2 separate regions of the Homo sapiens genome follow, and region 2 is linked to region 1. Evidence: chromatin loops called from intact Hi-C (ENCODE). Cell type or tissue: MCF 10A. All regions are shown on one strand. Each heading gives the region's core, and the rest is flanking DNA. Links, peaks and the distances in the headings are about the cores only. Region 1 overlaps ARPC5 (actin related protein 2/3 complex subunit 5). Region 2 overlaps SMG7 (SMG7 nonsense mediated mRNA decay factor).

The links. Hi-C counts contacts between places; a loop is a spot of excess contacts. Peaks named below come from ENCODE experiments on the same cell type or tissue, not always from the same donor. Only the 100,000 strongest peaks of a DNase experiment are listed, where the experiment ranks them.
Region 2: a loop joins it to region 1, with 9 times the contacts of the local background. A loop is called at or near these places in 82 of 110 quality-filtered maps.

Annotation. Positions count from the first base shown.
Region 1 is chr1:183,618,909-183,628,591 of GRCh38, reverse strand. ARPC5 (actin related protein 2/3 complex subunit 5) reads left to right here. Exons shown (of 4, transcript NM_005717.4): 4 at 998-7,746. The coding sequence ends at 1,060. Among named protein-coding and RNA genes, the nearest start is that of ARPC5, 12 kb to the left of the region's middle. In MCF 10A, for the core only: a CTCF peak has its summit at 5,208 (motif pointing right); DNase peaks (open chromatin) are centred at 5,201 and 5,511.
Region 2 is chr1:183,479,817-183,489,499 of GRCh38, reverse strand. The region is part of intron 1 of SMG7 (SMG7 nonsense mediated mRNA decay factor); the gene reads right to left. Among named protein-coding and RNA genes, the nearest start is that of SMG7, 12 kb to the right of the region's middle. RefSeq lists an enhancer at 8,500-8,579. In MCF 10A, for the core only: a CTCF peak has its summit at 5,084; no DNase peak of the experiment used is centred there.

The DNA.
Region 1 (9,683 bases), core at 485-8,484:
TAAAATTACCTGTTTATATGTCTGTCTCCTCATGCTAGACCAGAAAATGCTGTATTTGTTCACTTTTGTATCCCCAGCATCTAGCACAGTACTCAGTATACAAAGGTATTCCATAAATATTTTTTGAACAGAAAGAAACCAGAGCTCAGATTCCTAATACTTGATCATTACTCTCTATTTTTCAAATTAGAGTCAGAGTTAAAGTTTCTAAGTTCTTAGCTATTAAACAATACCTTCTTTCTTTGGGAGAAAAAAAATCTGACAAAGGCTGACTAATCGAAGTGGAAGTTGGGATGGTTGATCCCAGTTTGAATTTTCTTCTGACTATGTGGTGAGAATGAGAAATGCAGAATGTCCACCTGTTTTGAGCAGGAACACTATGCTGCAGATTTTTTTTTTTTTTTTTTTTTTTTTTTTTTGAGACGGAGTCTTGCTCTGTCGCCCAGGCTGGAGTGCAGTGGCGCAATCTCGGCTCACTGCAAGCTCCGCCTCCTGGGTTCACACCATTGTCCTGCCTCAGCCTCCCGAGTAGCTGGGACTACAGGCACCCGCCACCACGCCCGGCTAATTTTTTGTATTTTTAGTAGAGACGGGGTTTCACCATGTTAGCCAGGATGGTCTTGATCTCCTGACCTCGTGATCCGCCGGCCTCGGCCTCCCAAAGTGCTGGGATTACAGGCGTGAGCCACCGCGCCCGGCCTATGCTGCAGATTTTTTAAAACATTATTTAGAATTAATGTACTAAAATGTAAACTAGTATCTCACTAGAATGTAACTTCATGAGGGCAGGGACTTTCAAGGTTTTGTTTATTACTGTAACCTCAGTGCCAAGAACAGTACCTGGTGCATAATTGGTGCTCAAGAATTTATTATTTGTTAACTAATAAATTCAGGGTCTATAGCAGTGCCCATTCCTTCTTTAAGAAAAATGTTTTACCAAATATGAGAATTGACCTTTTATTATTCTGTCAACATTTACATCTTGGTTTGTTTTTAGGCACTTGCTGCTGGAGGAGTAGGGTCCATTGTTCGTGTCTTGACTGCAAGAAAAACTGTGTAGTCTGGCAGGAAGTGGATTATCTGCCTCGGGAGTGGGAATTGCTGGTACAAAGACCAAAACAACCAAATGCCACCGCTGCCCTGTGGGTAGCATCTGTTTCTCTCAGCTTTGCCTTCTTGCTTTTTCATATCTGTAAAGAAAAAAATTACATATCAGTTGTCCTTTAATGAAAATTGGGATAATATAGAAGAAATTGTGTTAAAATAGAAGTGTTTCATCCTTTCAAAACCATTTCAGTGATGTTTATACCAATCTGTATATAGTATAATTTACATTCAAGTTTAATTGTGCAACTTTTAACCCCTGTTGGCTGGTTTTTTGTTCTGTTTTGTTTTGTATTATTTTTAACTAATACTGAGAGATTTGGTCAGAATTTGAGGCCAGTTTCCTAGCTCATTGCTAGTCAGGAAATGATATTTATAAAAAATATGAGAGACTGGCAGCTATTAACATTGCAAAACTGGACCATATTTCCCTTATTTAATAAGCAAAATATGTTTTTGGAATAAGTGGTGGGTGAATACCACTGCTAAGTTATAGCTTTGTTTTTGCTTGCCTCCTGATTATCTGTACTGTGGGTTTAAGTATGCTACTTTCTCTCAGCATCCAATAATCATGGCCCCTCAATTTATTTGTGGTCACCCAGGGTTCAGAGCAAGAAGTCTTGCTTTATACAAATGTATCCATAAAATATCAGAGCTTGTTGGGCATGAACATCAAACTTTTGTTCCACTAATATGGCTCTGTTTGGAAAAAACTGCAAATCAGAAAGAATGATTTGCAGAAAGAAAGAAAAACTATGGTGTAATTTAAACTCTGGGCAGCCTCTGAATGAAATGCTACTTTCTTTAGAAATATAATAGCTGCCTTAGACATTATGAGGTATACAACTAGTATTTAAGATACCATTTAATATGCCCCGTAAATGTCTTCAGTGTTCTTCAGGGTAGTTGGGATCTCAAAAGATTTGGTTCAGATCCAAACAAATACACATTCTGTGTTTTAGCTCAGTGTTTTCTAAAAAAAGAAACTGCCACACAGCAAAAAATTGTTTACTTTGTTGGACAAACCAAATCAGTTCTCAAAAAATGACCGGTGCTTATAAAAAGTTATAAATATCGAGTAGCTCTAAAACAAACCACCTGACCAAGAGGGAAGTGAGCTTGTGCTTAGTATTTACATTGGATGCCAGTTTTGTAATCACTGACTTATGTGCAAACTGGTGCAGAAATTCTATAAACTCTTTGCTGTTTTTGATACCTGCTTTTTGTTTCATTTTGTTTTGTTTTGTAAAAATGATAAAACTTCAGAAAATAAAATGTCAGTGTTGAATAATTTATTTTTCTCTGACTTTAACAATTATGAATGTATGGTTAATTAAGAGGAAAGGTTTTCTGCTTCTACCACCAAGTACTGTACTCTTAACAAGAACAGTTTGGTAGGGTTTTTATAAGACTATATAGATATAAGATGATAGAGAAGAGAGTCATGAATGATGTCAGAGCACTACTGAAGCCTTTGGAGTGATTCCATAGCCTTCTGGATGGCAGCTGAATACCTATATGTAGTATCACTGCCCAAAGACCTAGACTAGAAAGTGCAAAGTAGCTTAGCAGCTGCAGTCATTCACTCCCAGCCTCCAAAATTCTCTTTCTTTCACCTCAAATCTATTTCTTGTACTTACCTACTCACAGCGACTTCTGTTTGCTTTCGATCTTCACCTGACTAGATTCCCACTTTAAAACACTTCCAGGCAATTCAGGGTCCTATGGGTGAAGATAAGCTAAGCAATAGGTATTATTCTTAAATATTACTTAGAGATGGGGACTTGCTATGCTGCCCAGGCTGGAGTGCAGTGGCTGTTCACAGGTGTGATCATAGTGCACTGAGGCCTCAAACTCCTGGCTTCAAGCAGTCCTGCCTCAGCCTCCCGAAAAGGTGGAACTACAGGCACATGCCACTGTGCCTTAGCCAATAGGTATTAGAGGTAGTCAAGTAGGTATAGCATAACCAATTACAAACTTTAAAATCAAATGATACTGAATGCTTTTTCATAAAATCCTTCTTAACATCACTTTCATAACTGAAGCGTTTGGAAAAATTCTGGAGTTCATATTTGTTCACAAGAATGGGTGGGTGTATTTAGAATCTGCCAGTCTATCAGCTTTACTGAGGGGAGATACTAAAAATATTTAACAAGTAGTATAATATAGAGACCGAGTCAAAATGGATACTAGCTGGAAACAACTGGTTCAACTGTTGCCTCCTGACTAAATGTCAGCCCAGGGTATAGTAACCATGACACAGTACTATCCTTGGTGAAGAGTTGGGAATAGGATTAATTGCGGAAAAAATATATATAAATGCCATAGGACACTTTTAGCACAAAAGTAGTTGTTTACCTCCCATTCTCCTCCTTTAATCTCAGTGCTTTTACTATTTGGTTTCTTTTTTGGCATTTTACAAAAGGGAAGAAATGGAAAACATACCCCTTCTTGGTCATTGGGTAACAGCACCATTTCGGTAACAGTCATACTTGATGACAAGTATGATGATATTTTAAGGACATGAACATGGGTGAAATCAATGTGTAGATGGTACAAATTAACCGAATTCTTTTTAAAGCATTTCCTGTGGATCCCAGGATCATGAGGACATAACAGAAGAATAAGGTCTGAATCTTGTTCACCAGTTTGCTCTCAGCCTAATTGGGAAGTAAGGTTAAGCACCTGAAAATTATGTCATACAAAAAAAAAGAGAATTAACGTCATACAATTTAGCATTTGACTGTAAATGCAGTTAGTCAATGTTGGGAGAACAACAAAATCAGGGTGGATCAGAGTATTTAAAGTGAGACATTAATTTGAACTAATCCTTTGGAGGGGCAGAAAGGACAAACGGTCCAAGTGAAATGAACAGAGTAGAAAGAGAAAGTTAAAAGTGGGTTTAATAGTCACTGTTCTTGCAGTTTTAATGTTTTTTGTTTTGTTTTGTTTTGTTTTGTTTTGTTTTGTTTTTTTTGAGACAGAGTCTCGCTCTGTGGCCCAGGCGGGAGTGCAGTGGCGCGATCTCGGCTCACTGCAAGCTCTGCCTCCTGGGTTCACGCCATTCTCCTGCCTCAGCCTCCCAAGTAGCTGGGACTACAGGCGCCCGCCACCACGCCCGGCTAATTTTTTGTATTTTTAGTAGAGACGGGGTTTCATTCACCGTGTTAGCCAGGATGGTCTCGATCTCCTGACCTCGTGATCCGCCCACCTCGGCCTCCCAAAGTGCTGGGATTACATGCGTGAGCCACCGCGCCCAGCTGCAGTTTTAATGTTTTTAACATAAGAATTCTAGATGGTGCAAATTATTAACAGGATCAGAAACTATCTCCGTGATAGATTCAAGAAAGTAAAATTATAGGAAATCATAATGTTTTATTAGCTGAAATAGACATTGATGATCACTTAGTTTAACCCCATGTATAAAGGTAAAAAAGAAAATTAATTAATTAATTTTTTTTTTTTGAGATGGAGTCTTGCTCTGTTGCTCAGGCTGGAGTGCAATGGCACAATCTCGGCTCACTGCAGCCTCCACCTCCCAGGCTCAAGCGATTCTCCTGCCTCAGCCTCCTGAGTAGCTCGGATTACAGGCACGCATCACCGTGCCCAGCTAATTTTTGTATTTTTAGGAGAGATGGGGTTTCACCATGTTGCCCAGGCTGGTCTTGAACTCCTGACCTCAGGTGATCCACCCTCCTCCGCCTCCCAAAGCACTGGGATTACAGGCGTGACCACCGCGCCCAGCCAGATTGATTAATTTTTAGATACACAATTTTTCCTTTAGATTTACAACTAACATCCCCTTACAGACAAAATATGTTAAAAGCACCAAAATAATTGAAAAACACACCCAATTAAGGAACAGACCAACGGCCTCTGTAGAACCAAGTGCCCTTAAACAAGGCTGCTTCTGTCCATATTCCTGCCGCGGGACCTCTGCCCCACTCCCTCTCCCCCTCACCCCAATGTCACTAGTACAATATGTGAAAACCCCAATGTGAAAACGTTCTGTGCAGGTGCCTCTTGTATGATTCCAGATATGGAGGAGGCCCGGGAAGCCCACAGAGGTACAGCATGTCATCTGCCTCAAGGTGGTGCTACTTCACCACATTGATGATCCAACCACAAGCAACATGGGACACAGCATTCACTTTAACATTTCTATTTTCCTTTATCATTTCTGTTACTTGAGTGTGTAAGAGTAATCAACATAAATAATCTATGTTTACATCTCTTATTTCTCTCTGAAACAGTTCCCTAGAATCCACACCACATGAAACACAAATTGAGTAGTGTATGACCCACCTGAATTCCAAAGCATTCTAAAACTCCCGTATTTTCCAGCCTAGCAGTTAGCTCCTGCTCTGCAAGACACACCCTCTTGACCTTGCTGCTAGACTGTATGGGCCCCCTGAAGTCATAGTAGCTGGCTCTTACTCATCCCCACATTCACTTGGCATAGTTGATGTTCAACAAATATCTCTTGGTTGCATAACATTGAACGAGCCAAGTCACCTAAGAAATCCTTAATTTATACACAGGTTCTTAGGGTACCTGAATAGGGCAACACATCAGAAGTACAAATTGAGAACTATACAAAGAGTAAAATAATTCTTGGGTTCAAATACCCTAGAGCCAATCAAGTTTAGTCACAAAGAATTTCAATTCACTTCAATGTGGACAGTTAAGAAGGGAATTTATCAGCCTTAGGTGGAAATCAGAGCCACCATGAGTACCACGTGCAGCCCCTATAGTGTTTAGCTTTGCCAGAAGTCACCAGAGAAAGTGGCTGAGGAACAGAATTCCAGCTCATATCTGGCTAACAGTGGCACTATGGGAGTTTATATGATCTGTTCATTATTCTGTGGCATCACCTTCTAAGAGCAGAGATGTGACCCAATACCCCTTGTTTTCCTTAAAGATAACCATTAAATTATATCCATGAATTTATATCACCGTCCTTGACTTTATACGTAGATTTTTCTAATTCTGTCAACCCTTAGGGTAATGAATAACTTAAATGGCCAATGCCTCTGAATAACATCATACTTCCTTTTGTTTCTCCAAAAATTGAATCAAGATGCCAGGGCAACTAAGATTTTCTTCAATTTGCTAAGTTAAAGGTCAGTGTATTCATTAGCCAATGGTTCTGTATTTTATTCATTTTAGTTTTTATTCGTTTTCAAATAATTTGTTCATATTGTTCAATATTCAAAAGGTAAGAAATATGTACTGTGGTAATTTTCCATTCCACCCTAGTTCCTCTTTTGACAACCAACTATTGTCACTTAATTCTTAGGCATCCTTCCAGATACAGTGTATGCATTTACAGGCAAATACCTATATAAGATTTTACCCCTTTGTGTACATAAATACTAACATACTATATATAGTGTTCTGTTCCTTGCTTTTTTCATTAACAGTATATTTTGGTGGTAATTTCCTATCAATACATAAAGAACTTCCTTATTCCCTTCAGAGGCATTTGAACCAGAGCAATTCCTTCTTGAATAGAAGCTGGGTAAAATAAGGCTGAGACCTACTGGGCTGCATTCCCAGATGGTTAAGGCATTCTAAGTCACAGGATGAGATAGGAGGTCAACACAAGATACCGGTCATAAAGACCTTGCTGATAAAACAGTTTGCAGTAAAGAAGCTGGCCAAAACCCACCAAATCCAAGATGGCAATGAAAGTGACCTCTGCCTCTGGCCATCCTCACCGCTACGCTCCCACCGGCACCATGACAGTTTACAAATGCCATGGCAACATCAGGAAGTTATCCTATATGGTCTAAAAAGGGGAGGCATGAATAATACACCCCTTGTTTAGCATATCATCAAGAAATAACCGTTAAAATGGGCAACCAGCAGCCCTCGGGGCTGCTCTGCCTATGGAGTAGCCATTCTTTATTCCTTTACTTTCTTAATAAACTTGCTTTAACTTTACAGACTGGCCTTGAATTCTTTCTTGTGTGAGATCCAAGAACGCTCACTTGGGGTCTGGATTGGGACCACTTTCCGATAACAATTTTATTTTTATGACTGCATAATAATTCTATTATATAAATAAATGTACCATAATTTACTTAACCATTTCCCTATTGATTTAGGTGGTTTCTGATCTTTTGCAGTTACAAACAGTGCTACAGTGAATAGCATTATACACAAGTCATTTTACATATGTTCAAGCCTATTTGTAGATCAATTCCTAAAAGTGAAAGTTAAGGTCAGTTGGAGGGCATTTAAGGGAGATATTGCTAAATTGCCTTTCTTAAAGGTTTTATCAATTATACTTTCTCCAGCCGTGTAGAAGAATGCATGTTTTCCCACCCCTTTACCTATTCTATGTGTTTGTCATAAAACATTTTTTAATCTTTTCAAATCTGATGTTTTAAAAATGGTATCATATATTTGCATTTCTCTTAATGTAAATGAGATTGCACATCTTTTCACATGCCTAATAGCCAGTTGTATTTTCTTTTCTATATTTTTGTATTTCTATATTTTCTTTGCCCTTTTGATGGTCTTTTTCTTACTGATTTGTAGGAGCTCTTTTCAACAGGAATGTCAAATATTTCTTGCATTTTGAGTTTCGCTTTATAATAGCTTTTACTATAAATAAAAAGGTTATTTTTATTTTTATCTAATTGAGTTTATTAATCTTTTCTTATGGCATTTAGAGTTCAAGTCATACTTAGATTTTCCTGGCTCCAAAATTTAAAAATAGAAATTTCATGAAGTGTTCTTGGATGTTTTTATGATTTTAAATTTTAGTTTTTTTATTTTAAAATATTCATATTTTTCTTTTCAACAATTGCTGCTTCAAATGTAAACTAGAAGAGATTAGTTGGTCCCCATATGGAAGTCTTATCCTAATATATTGACTTGGTTGGTTTTCTCAGGACTTGAGGGTGTTTTCTTAAGACAAACTACCCAAAGTATTTCGCACGTGAAAGCACAGTTTCACTGTCATTCAGGCAAGTATTTACATGCTAAGGGCTGCTTAAAATATTTAAAATACAATCCTTATCCTGTGGGATCTAGATTCTAGGTAAGATACACAAGCAATGAATAAAATTCAATAGTAAACAAGCTATAATAGAGAAGAGAGTAAATTCATGTACAATAACAGATGGGGAGCAATTACTTCTCCAAGAGAGAATGTCAAGGAAAAGGTGTGAAAATGGGAGCATTTCAATGGGCCTTGAAGGCTATCTAAGAGTTTGGCAAATAGAAAACAGGAAGGGAATACCAAGCCGAGGAAACAACACGATTTCAGAATTCACACAATTAGTGAACATTCCAGAATCCTGTTCATTATTAGTATTAAATCAAGTTAATTAAGTGATACCATGTTACCACTAAGTTTGAAGACTGGTTCCAAATTTTCTGGGTCCTCAGATCAAAAGCAAAAGATTTCCTTAACTTTGATATAATACCCAGTGTTTATTCTAACGAGAGGGAAACCATCTGCTGCTGAGATACAGCTACTTATGAGTTTCATGTTATAGCTGTTGTCAGGCCAGGAAGTACATAGACAAAGTATATGCTGATTGATAGTGACTCTCTGGGGTGCTGTATTGAGTAGGACATGTTGGAGTTCAACAGGTAGGTGGACCATGAGAATTAGTGATGTCTGCCATGGGTTTTAGACATGTAGAATCACAACACATATTTTATTCCTGCTCTAAATGATATACAATATCTGCATTATTTGGCCCTGGCCTTTATCTACAGCCCCATCCCCAACTAAAAGTAGGACTGCCTCATAGCACAAGTCCAGGGGACACCATTCATGCCACACAGTTGTGCTGTAAGGGGTGCCGTTCATATGAAATCAGTATAAACCGGGCTTCTGGGAGCTGTAATAATATTGTTTAATACTGCATAAAGCTCTGCTTAACTTTTATATACCAGCCACTGAAAACTCATGCTTACATTTCTCTGCAGGTCTGCTCCATTCTTGCTTTTATCACCAATAATCAGTCTCCTCTGCTTTACCAGTAACATGACAAAACACTCCACCAGAAACCCCCTAAGTTTTCCATCATGATGTTCAGGCACCCAGACCAAAACTGACTTTTCTTTCTCAGTTCCACTTCCAGAGTCCCAGGTTTCATGCGCGTCCATGTGAAGAGACCACCAAACAGGCTTTGTGTGAGCAATAAAGCTGTTTATTTCACCTGGGTGCAGGTGGGCTGAGTCCAAAAAGAGAGTCAGTGAAGGGAAATAAGGGTGGGGCCGTTTTATAGGATTTGGGAAGGTAATGGAAAATTACAGTCAAAGGGGGTTGTTCTCTGGTGGGCAGGGGCGGGGGTCACAAGGTGCAGTGGGGGAGCTTCTGAGCCAGGAGAAGGAAATTCACAGGGTTAATCACTCAGTTAAGGTGGGGCAGGAACAAATCACAATGGTGGAATGTCATCAGTTAAGGCGGGGCAGGGCCTTTTCACTTCTTTTGTGATTCTTCAGTTACTTCAGGCCATCTGGGTGTATATGTGCAAGTCACAGGGGATGCGATGGCTTGGCTTGGGCTCAGAGGCCTGACGTTCCTGCCTTCTTATATTAATAAGAAAAATAAA
Region 2 (9,683 bases), core at 1,214-9,213, 140 kb after region 1:
ATGAATCAATCTCTCTCCCACTCATTCTTCACATCTAACCATCCTTAGGGAGGTGAGGTCCCAGCCCAAGCTGTAGGACCTAGGAGTTAGATGTACAACAGCCAGAGCACTCTGTAACCAATTTCAAAGAAACCACACTTGCCCTTCACAAAGTTATTCCACTTGTCCTCCCTTGCCCAGCCCAAGCAGAAAGATCTGACAAGAACCCGAGAATGAGGACCAGACCTGGGCAGAGCAGCTAGCTTTTTAGTATCTTACTATTTAACACAGTACTTAGCACCTTAGGTATTTTATATTGGATTGAGTAGAATTAAATAAAATTCAAGCCCTGTCTAACTCTGTTGATTGAACTTTTTTTTTTAAGCTTCAATTTTCTGTATGAAAAGTGAGGGTTAATTAAGCCTATTGTGCAGGATTCTGTCGGTGAAAACATCTAACACACGTGAAAGATATTGTGAACACTCATGAACTATATCAAAAAGAAAAATAATTAGGGTTAAAAAGAAAAAAAGCCTTGGCCAGGCGTGGTGGCTCAAGCCTGTAATCCCAGCACTTTGGGAGGCCAAGGCGGGTGGATCACCTAAGGTCAGAAGTTCGAGACCTGCCTGGCCAACACAGCAAAACCTCGTCTCTACTAAAAACACAAAAATTAGCTGGACATGGTGGTGGGTGCCTGTAATCCCAGCTACTCAGGAGGCTGAGGCAGGAGAGTCACTTGAACCTGGGAGGTGGAGGTTGCAGTGAGCTGAGACTGCCACTGCACTCCAGCCTGGGCAACAGAGTGAGACCGTCTCAAAAAAAAAAAAAAAAAAAAAAAGCCTTATAAACATTTTACTTTTCCTGGATTGACTCTTGTACAGTAAAGATGCTACACCATGGGTATAAAACTGAGCTATCCAATATGGCAGTCACTAGCCACATGAGCACTTGACACATGCTTAGTGTAACTGAGAAACTAGATCTTAAATTTCATTCTATTTAAATGGCCACATGTGGCCAGTGGCTACCACACTGGACAGCACAGTTATATATCAATACCACTGTTACTGATAACCTACTGGAGTGAAAAGAGAAAAGCCACAAAACCTTCCCACCTTCCTCTATCAACTATTCTCATGTCACCATCTGAGAAACTGGATCTTAAATTTCATTTTATTTAAATGCATTTAAATAGCCATATGTGGCCAGTGGGTACCATATTGGACAGCACAGTTATACATCAATACCACTTTAACTGATAACCTTCTGGAGTGAAAGAGAAAAACCTCAAAACCTACCCACCTTCCTCTATCAACTATTCTCATGTCACCATTTGAAAGGCAAAAGTACAGCCAATAGCAATTTTTGGTGAACAGATGAAAAACACACTAAGTGAAAAGCCTTCACATAACAGAGCTGGCTTCCTATCAGAGTCTCAGAGAAATAGTACTGATTTATGTTAGGCTACTGACATATGAACACGGCTTTCCACTCTTGCTCTGGCTAGCACCAACAGAAACAGAAATGTATCTCATCCATCTGTGTATCTCTGGTACAGTTTGTCAAACGAATGGAATCCTTATACCAATGACTCTCAACTGTACTTATATGTTCTCTCTGGTTGGTATTCAAGCCCAGCATCTGAATTTCTCTTCCTATTTTTGAGAAATCCCCACAATTTATAAAGCAGAACCTGCTTCCCATTATATATTTACCAGCTTCATTTGCAGCTAGTGTACAGACACATAATTCAGGCTCCATCAACAAACACATCAACCCCACATTTAAGTGTGAACTAATGAGAGAAAGTGGGGACTGTGGCTAATCCATTCTGGATAGCAGCAGCAAGCACATCCAATTTCCAATAGGGCCAGCATGAGTGGTGTTAGGATCAGGGATGCAAAGTAACTGACACAATCAAGGTTCTGCAAAGTGTCTTCACAGGCTGAGTTCTATGATGTGATTTGAGGCACTGTTCCAGGCTGTATAGCTATTGTGGAAAGCAGAATAATGGCTCCTTAGAGATGTCCACATCCTAATCCCAGAACCTTGAATTTTATCTACAACAGGGATTTTTCAGGTGTGATTAGTTAAGGATTTTGAGAAAGGGAGAGTGTATTGAATTATCTGGGTGTGTCCAATGTGATTACAAGGATCTTTCTAAGTGAAAGAGAGGCAGGAGAGTCAGAGAAAGAGTGGTGGGGGAAGTAGAATATAGAGTAATGTGACTACTGGCTTTGAAGATGGAAGGGGGCCATGAGCTAAGGAATGTGGGCAGTCTGAAAAGCTGGAAAAGGCAAGAAAAAGGATTTTCCTCCTAGACACTCTAGAAGGAATGGCACCTTGACTTTAGCCTGGTAGGACCCATTTTGGACCTCTGACCTCCAGAACTGTTGTGTGTTTTAACCCCACCATGGTGGTAGTAATTTGTTAGAGCAGGAAAAGGAAACGAATACCGCTACTGGTCCTACATCTCCAGCCCTTTCACCGCTTAAGTGAGCCAGTGTTTTTTCTGTTCCTTGCAACTAAAAACCTAATAAACTCCTGTATTCTTCAATTCTTACATCTACAGTGTTATCAGCATTTCTTTAAAAAGACAGTGACCAGCCTGAGCAACCTGGAGAGACCCATCTCTACGAAGAAAAAAATTCCAAAATTAGCTGGGTGTGGTGGCGTGCGCCTGTAGTCCTAGCTACTCAGGAGGCTGAGGTGGGAGGATCATTTGAGCCTGGGAGGTAGAGGTTGCTGTGAATACGTGACTGGAGTCCAGCCTGGGTGACACAGTGAGACCCTGTCTCAGAAAAAAAGAAAAGGCCAGGTGTGGTGGCTCACGCCTGTAATCACAGCACTTTGGGAGGCCAATGCAGGTGGATCACGAGGTCAGGAGTTCGAGACCAGCCTGACCAACATGGTGACACCCCATCTCTACTAAAAACACAAAAATCGGCCAGGCGTGGTGGCGGGCGCCTGTAATCCCAGCTACTCAGCAGGCTGAGGCAGGAGAATCGCTTGAACCCAGGAGGTGGAGGCTGCAGTGAGCCGAGATGGCACCACTGCACTCCAGTTTGGGCAACAAAGTAAGAATCCGTCACACACAAAAAAAAGGCCTGTGACACAGTTTATACAGTTTTTGCTTCTTTTCATTGCTTAAGTCAAGTGTGCTTGGTTTTATGTAACAATGAAGAATAGTACTAATTATTCAGACTCTACCATTCCTTGAAGACTGAATATGTCAATTACTCTGAGAAATTCACGTAATTCAAAATGTTTGCAGTAAGTGCAATCTCATATATTATTAGCCAACATTTACTGGGTGTCAGTATGGTTCTAAGGTTGTCCCAAAATAATTAAGAGAAAGCCCTCCTCTTAAATGACAACATGAGAACAACATGGTGCACACACAAAAGAGAAACATCTACTCATTTACCTGAGAAAATTCTAAGATGATCCAAAGAAAGACTTTCTGGAAGAAGGAAATTTTCAAGAGCAATGTAAAGTCATATGAAAGAAAGAAATTAAGACTGGGAAGTGAGTAAAGGAAAGCTGTCCCTTTTCCTAGTTAACCACAGTCTTGCTGTCTCAATTTCAGGTAACAATAAATTTCCAAGGGTAAACATTAAATTCAAAGATATCAGGTCACATATAAAGTATAGCTTTAGTAATCTGTTACTTTTTAAAAGTTACATTGAATTTTCCTTTAGAAGCAAGTTATTATCCAAGATTTAAATTTCATACATGCAAAATTATAATCCTCAGTGTCAGAAGCTGGCACCTAAACATCTCTATGTAATAACCAAGTCAGTGAGGAAAATGGAATCCAAATCTTCTGCAGTGAAGTTATCCACAAAAACTGGCAAGTCATTCACTACTTGTACTATTAGCCCTGATAGGTCAAAGTTATTTTCCCCCATAATAGCTGGTTCTCAATATTCCCCAGTGTTCTAGGAAATAAACTGTATCTAAGTAGTGATACTAACTAAAGACAAAACCTGCAGAAAGAACAGCTATAATAAGGGAGGAATAGCAGGTCAACTAGTCAGTAAGATAAAGCAATCTAAATGAATTAATTTCAAATATACAAGAAAAACTTATCTCCCCTAAGTAAGTTTTTTGGCAAAACTACCCGGCCCACTTCCCGCTTATTATCTACAAAGAAAAAGTGCATTAGGAAGGTTGACACTGATGAGAAGAGTGTTCAGATTATATATGTTTATAATTCTACATATTACATTATGTTTTATATAAACAAAAATAAAATAAAAATAAAATCATACAATCCTAAGCAAATAAGATTATAAAACTATACAGATACAGATAGAATCAGCCTGATATCTAGGTTCAAAACCCAGCTCTGCCACTTTCTGCATGTATGTCTCCTATGCCTGTTTGCCTAGCTGTGTAACAGAGCAATAATAGTATACATCTACTATTCAAAGAGTTAATAAACACACAATATTTGGAATACTGTCTGGCACAACATAAAAGTGCTGGCTATTACTACTAACAATCATGTCAAAAGAACAAACAAACAGCCTCTCTGTGAAGTTATTCCTTATTGCTAGTCTATACAAGCCTCAATGTCAGAACTGAAAAAAGAAAAGGTATGTCAGTGTATGCCAGATTACATGCGAATGGAAGCTAACCCAGAAGCTATATGGCAGATGGTCTAAGAGTATAATAAGCCTTTCAAACAACAGGTCAAAATGATTACTAAAAACATTATTTATAAAATAATAAAATCACATACCAAAAAATTTTTAGATAAAGGATATTAACTCAGGAGTCTCCTAAGTTTCACAAAGATTAATATTAAAGGATATACCTATATGGCCACATCAGGATATACTGCACACCTCTCCCAAATCCAACACAAAAGCAAGTAACCCTCATACAAAGGAAATGCTAACAATTCCCTGTTAGCATTTAAAGGGAGAGAGAATTGTTCCTGGTGACACATTCTTGAGAACTGCCATCACTTGTAGCTTCAAATCAGCTGCCAAAAATAGTGGAAAGACTAATTGTTATTTCAGGTATAAAGAAACAGCACAGGTAACAAAAAAGCAGAAAGCATGAGGGTTATTGTGGTATGAGCTGGCCCTCTATCGGTGAGTTCCTCATCCATGGATTCAACCAATTGTAGACCAAAAAAAAAAAAAAAAATTTTTTTTCAGAAAAAAATAACAATTTTTTAAAATACAAATTAAAAAGCAATATAGTGTAACAACTTTTACATTGTATTACATATTGTAAGTGATCTAGAGATGATTTAGAGTAGACAATGTATGCAGGTTATGTGCAAGTACTATGCCATTTTATATAAAGGAGCACCTACAGATTTTGGTATTGTGGGGGTCCTGGAACCAATCTCCCACGGCTATGGAGGGATTATACTGTGTCTATCTTCTCATGTAATTCTCCTAGTAATTCTACCATGGTCATTTTACAGGTAGCCAAGGTAAAAAACTAGAGAGCTTCAAGGTTACATTGCTAGTATATAATAGGGATCTGAACTCAGGACAACCAAAATACAAATTAAGCCAGTCTTAATTCAAACTCCTTGGCTCATTCAACTTGCTATGCCGTGCCGCTGTCTTAGGGAGCCAAAAAGACCTGTGTATGCGTTTAAACAACCAAATTAATATATTACATTAGAAAACCAGAAAGCAATTAATCTGTTACATTATTTTCCTTTCATAAACCAGAATTTATGGCCAGTATGCCTTATTATTTGAGTTGTGGTTCTTAAAATGGTCTAACCTTTTTTCATCAAAAAACAAAACTAATGATTATTTCAGACAAGGTATAATACTGTCATTTTGGTTACTTAAACAGAAATTGAGGAATATGATTTCATAGAATTAGATGTTAAAAGTACAAAAATTTCACCTCATAATATATTACACAAGTTGTATGTATGCACACACACAAAATTCTGCAGATGTCCTAAGACACTCTTTAATGTCCAAATTTATCCTATGGTGGTTCTCTCAACACTATGCTTTTTTACTTTTTTCACCAGTAATAAAAAAAATTTCAAGTAAGCAGTCTTTAACTCATTTTTCTCTTTGAATACCATCTTCCAGTTGCATTTTCCTTTGATTACCTCACTACTAATTATCTCATTACTGTACAGTATCTCAAAGATAATCTGGTTAGGTGATCACCTGATACAAAAGTAAATAATTCGTAACCTTTCTAAGAGGCAGTATTAGTAAAACAGACACATCCATTATACTGTATCCCAACTAACACAGCACTGAAATACTATTATATGTCTTTGGGAAGGAGAAGGAAAGAAAAAGAACTCAACTTCTGCGATCTGAGAAAAGAACCCAAAGAGTTTTGGGAAACAGATGAGAATATTAATGCAATATAGCAGTTATAACAGACTTTCAGAATCATGCTTGTCATTTAAGACAAGACACAACAGTAGGAAAATGCCATCAAGAACTGTGAGAACAAAACACTAATCATCAAAGGGTCTGCAAAGTTTTTCTTCTTTATGACTTGAAAAAGTTAAATCCAAAGACACTTCACTTAACCTTAGTAACTAAAGATTTCTGATATTTCCCCCTAATGCTGTAGAACTTCTCCTTCCCACAACTCTACCTCCATTCTACCTCCTTATCTCAAGGTGAGGATTCTATAAATGAAGTCCTATTAGCCCAAAGCTGTTTTCAGAATTACATGTACATTAGTCCTCCATTATCCATGGGAGATGACTCTGTGGATGCCTGAAACTTCAGGTGGTAACAAACACTATATATACCACTTTTTTCCTATACAGATTTACCTATGATAGTTTAACTTATAAATTAGGCACAGTGAGAGACTAACAATAGCTAATAATAAAATGGAATAATTATGACATAAGCTATAATAAGTTATGTGAACATGGTCTCTCACTCTCTCAAAATATATTGTACTGTACTCACCTATTTTCTGACCACCTACTTTTAGTTACCATTGACCACAAGGTAACTAAAACCATAATTAAGGGAGGACTACTGTACTCACTAACACTGTCATCATTTCCCACGTAATCATTTAATAATGTTCCAAATAGCTATTTTTTTTTTTTACCTAAGATGAGGCTACTTACAAAAGTAGGGGGAGGAAATCTAAATCTTTACATATCTCAAGAGGAAGTACTGTAGGCATTATATAAATCTTTCTCTCTTGTGTCTCCCTATTCCAGTAGGAATGTGCATAACACACACCAGCTACTCAAATATAAACTGCTCCCTTAAGATTAATGACCAGGTTCACTGAAAAAAACCTTAGACCCCCCACCCCCACACAAAAAAATGCAGAATGAGATATGGACTAATCAAAATCTCTAATTTATATGGCCTAATGTGACTGGTAGTCTCAATCTGATCATAATGTTTACATCAACCAAACTCAGTCATTCCTAGTATCAGGATTCTTTTAGAGTTCTTCAAACACACTGCACTGAGGCATTTACTCATTTTGTTCTTTGCCTGCTATACTCTTCTTTTTTACCTGGCTAATCCTGCTCATCCTTTTAAAATTCAGCCCACAGGGAATGGTGGCTCATGGCTATAAATCTAAGCAACTTGGGAGGCTGAGGCAAGAGGATCACTTGAGGCAAGAGGATCACTTAAGGCCAGGAGTTCAAAACCAGCCTGGGCAACAGAGCGAAATCCTGTCTCTGAGAAAAATAAAAAAATAAGTAAAACTGAACTCTGGTGTTCAACTCCAGAAGCTTTCCCTAAACCTCCTATGCAGGAAAAGTTCCACTTCCCTTAGTACACTCATGGAATTCCTTGAAAACATTTCACACTGTATTTACTACATTATATTGAAATATTTGTGCCACATCTGTCTCCCTCAGGAGCCACTATCCTAAAGAGTAAGTATCGGTTCATTTTTATATTCTCAGAGCCTAGCACTGGCATACGGTAAATAGTCCTAAATGTTTTGCAAAAACAAAACAAAAGCATGACAATTTTATTTAACACCAATTATGTACACTGTACATTTAAAAGATGCTGAAACATGGTCTCAACCATACTTAGTCTAGCTGCAGAGATAAGTCACATATAAAAAAAGAGATCATTACAAAATTAAGAAATTACAAGTACCAAATGACTAAGATACAGGAAATGCTACAAAGTTTAAAGAATGCAGAAATCACCAGAGTACACAAGGAAGTCTTCACAAAAGAAGGTGAAGTTTAAGCTAAGCTAGTACAGTGTGGCACTTCCCACATGGGAAATGACATGGGAAGAGAGATTTAAGCAGGAATGCATATGCCATGATTAGAAAACAATGAGATTACTCTGGCTAAGGCAGTTGGTTTCTATCAGGGAGTAAGAAGATATCATGAGGCAGAGGTAGGTGCAGGTCATTTTATGGAAGGCCAACAATACCAGATAAATGAGTTTAAGGAAGTGAAAGCCATATACAAATACTTTTTCAAGACTATTAATATAGAAGCAACGCAAAGATTAATTGGCAGGGGGACAGGTGGTAAAGAACCTGAAAAAGAACCAGAATTTGTTAAACACATGTAAACCTTTGTTAACACTGACAGCAATTTTAGGAGATCAATGTTCCGTTTTACAAATAAAGAAATCAAGACACAGAAATGTTAAGTTGTTAGCCCACACAGAAAGTAGCAGATGGTGCTTAAAGCCCCAGATCAATGCTTCCTTCTTGATGCTTGCAGGAAGAAATGCAGGTAAGGTAACAGTAGGAAGAATTTTTCAAAAGAATGGGCAATGTAATTAGAATCATGAAATCTTGATGCTAAACGCAACAGAGCTCAGAACACCCTGTAAAGCCTCTGTGTATATACCACTGCCAGTATGAACTATTTGGTAATTGAGTACTTACTTGTATGCCCAGTGAAACTACTTGAGGGCACAGTCTCTTTTTATCCCCAGGGACCTGGGATATAGCATGGCCCAAACTGAATGTTTATTGGTGGAATGGATAGAAGGACAGATACAAGAGAGGGGGACACACAGAGGAAGGAAAACAAAAGTGTGAGTTTGAGGGAAAGGAAAACAATCAGTAAATGAATTTGGCCACCGTGAGGTCTTTGGCACCTTTGGAAATGGTAATTTCAATAATGTACTCAGAAAAAAATGGACTGATAGCAAGGGATTAAGGAAAAGTAGATGGTAACTAAAGGAAAAACATAGGTTAGGGCAAACTTGAAACGCTTGGCCATAAAACAAAGGTAAAGAAGGACAGAACTTGAAAAGAAAAATCAGATCAGGAAGGCCTTTTAAAGGAAAATTGAGATTGGTTCACAGAAAGTAAGATCGGTAAAGGGAATAATTTAAAAGAAGAGAGCGACACAAGTGAAAAAAGATCCTGAAGGATGGTAAACATTAAAGAGTACAGTTAAAGGAAGGGATTCTGTAGGATCCTGCCTGACCAAATTCCTTTTCCCTTTTTGAGGCCTACAGCAGCCACCAAATCTTTGAACTACCACTTCCACATCACCACTTCTCTGTCCATAAACCTACCTTATCTAAGAAAAACTTAGATGTGGTCAGCATACTAATTAATGCAATGTATTAAGTGAGTGAATCAATTTTTAAAAAACTTATTTGGAATAAAGGAGCCATGAGTTGTTCTTCCCGCCTGAAATGGCAATTTGCCCAATATCCACTTATTAAAATCCCATCCATCTTTCAATGTACAAACCAAATCTCACCTCCTCAAAG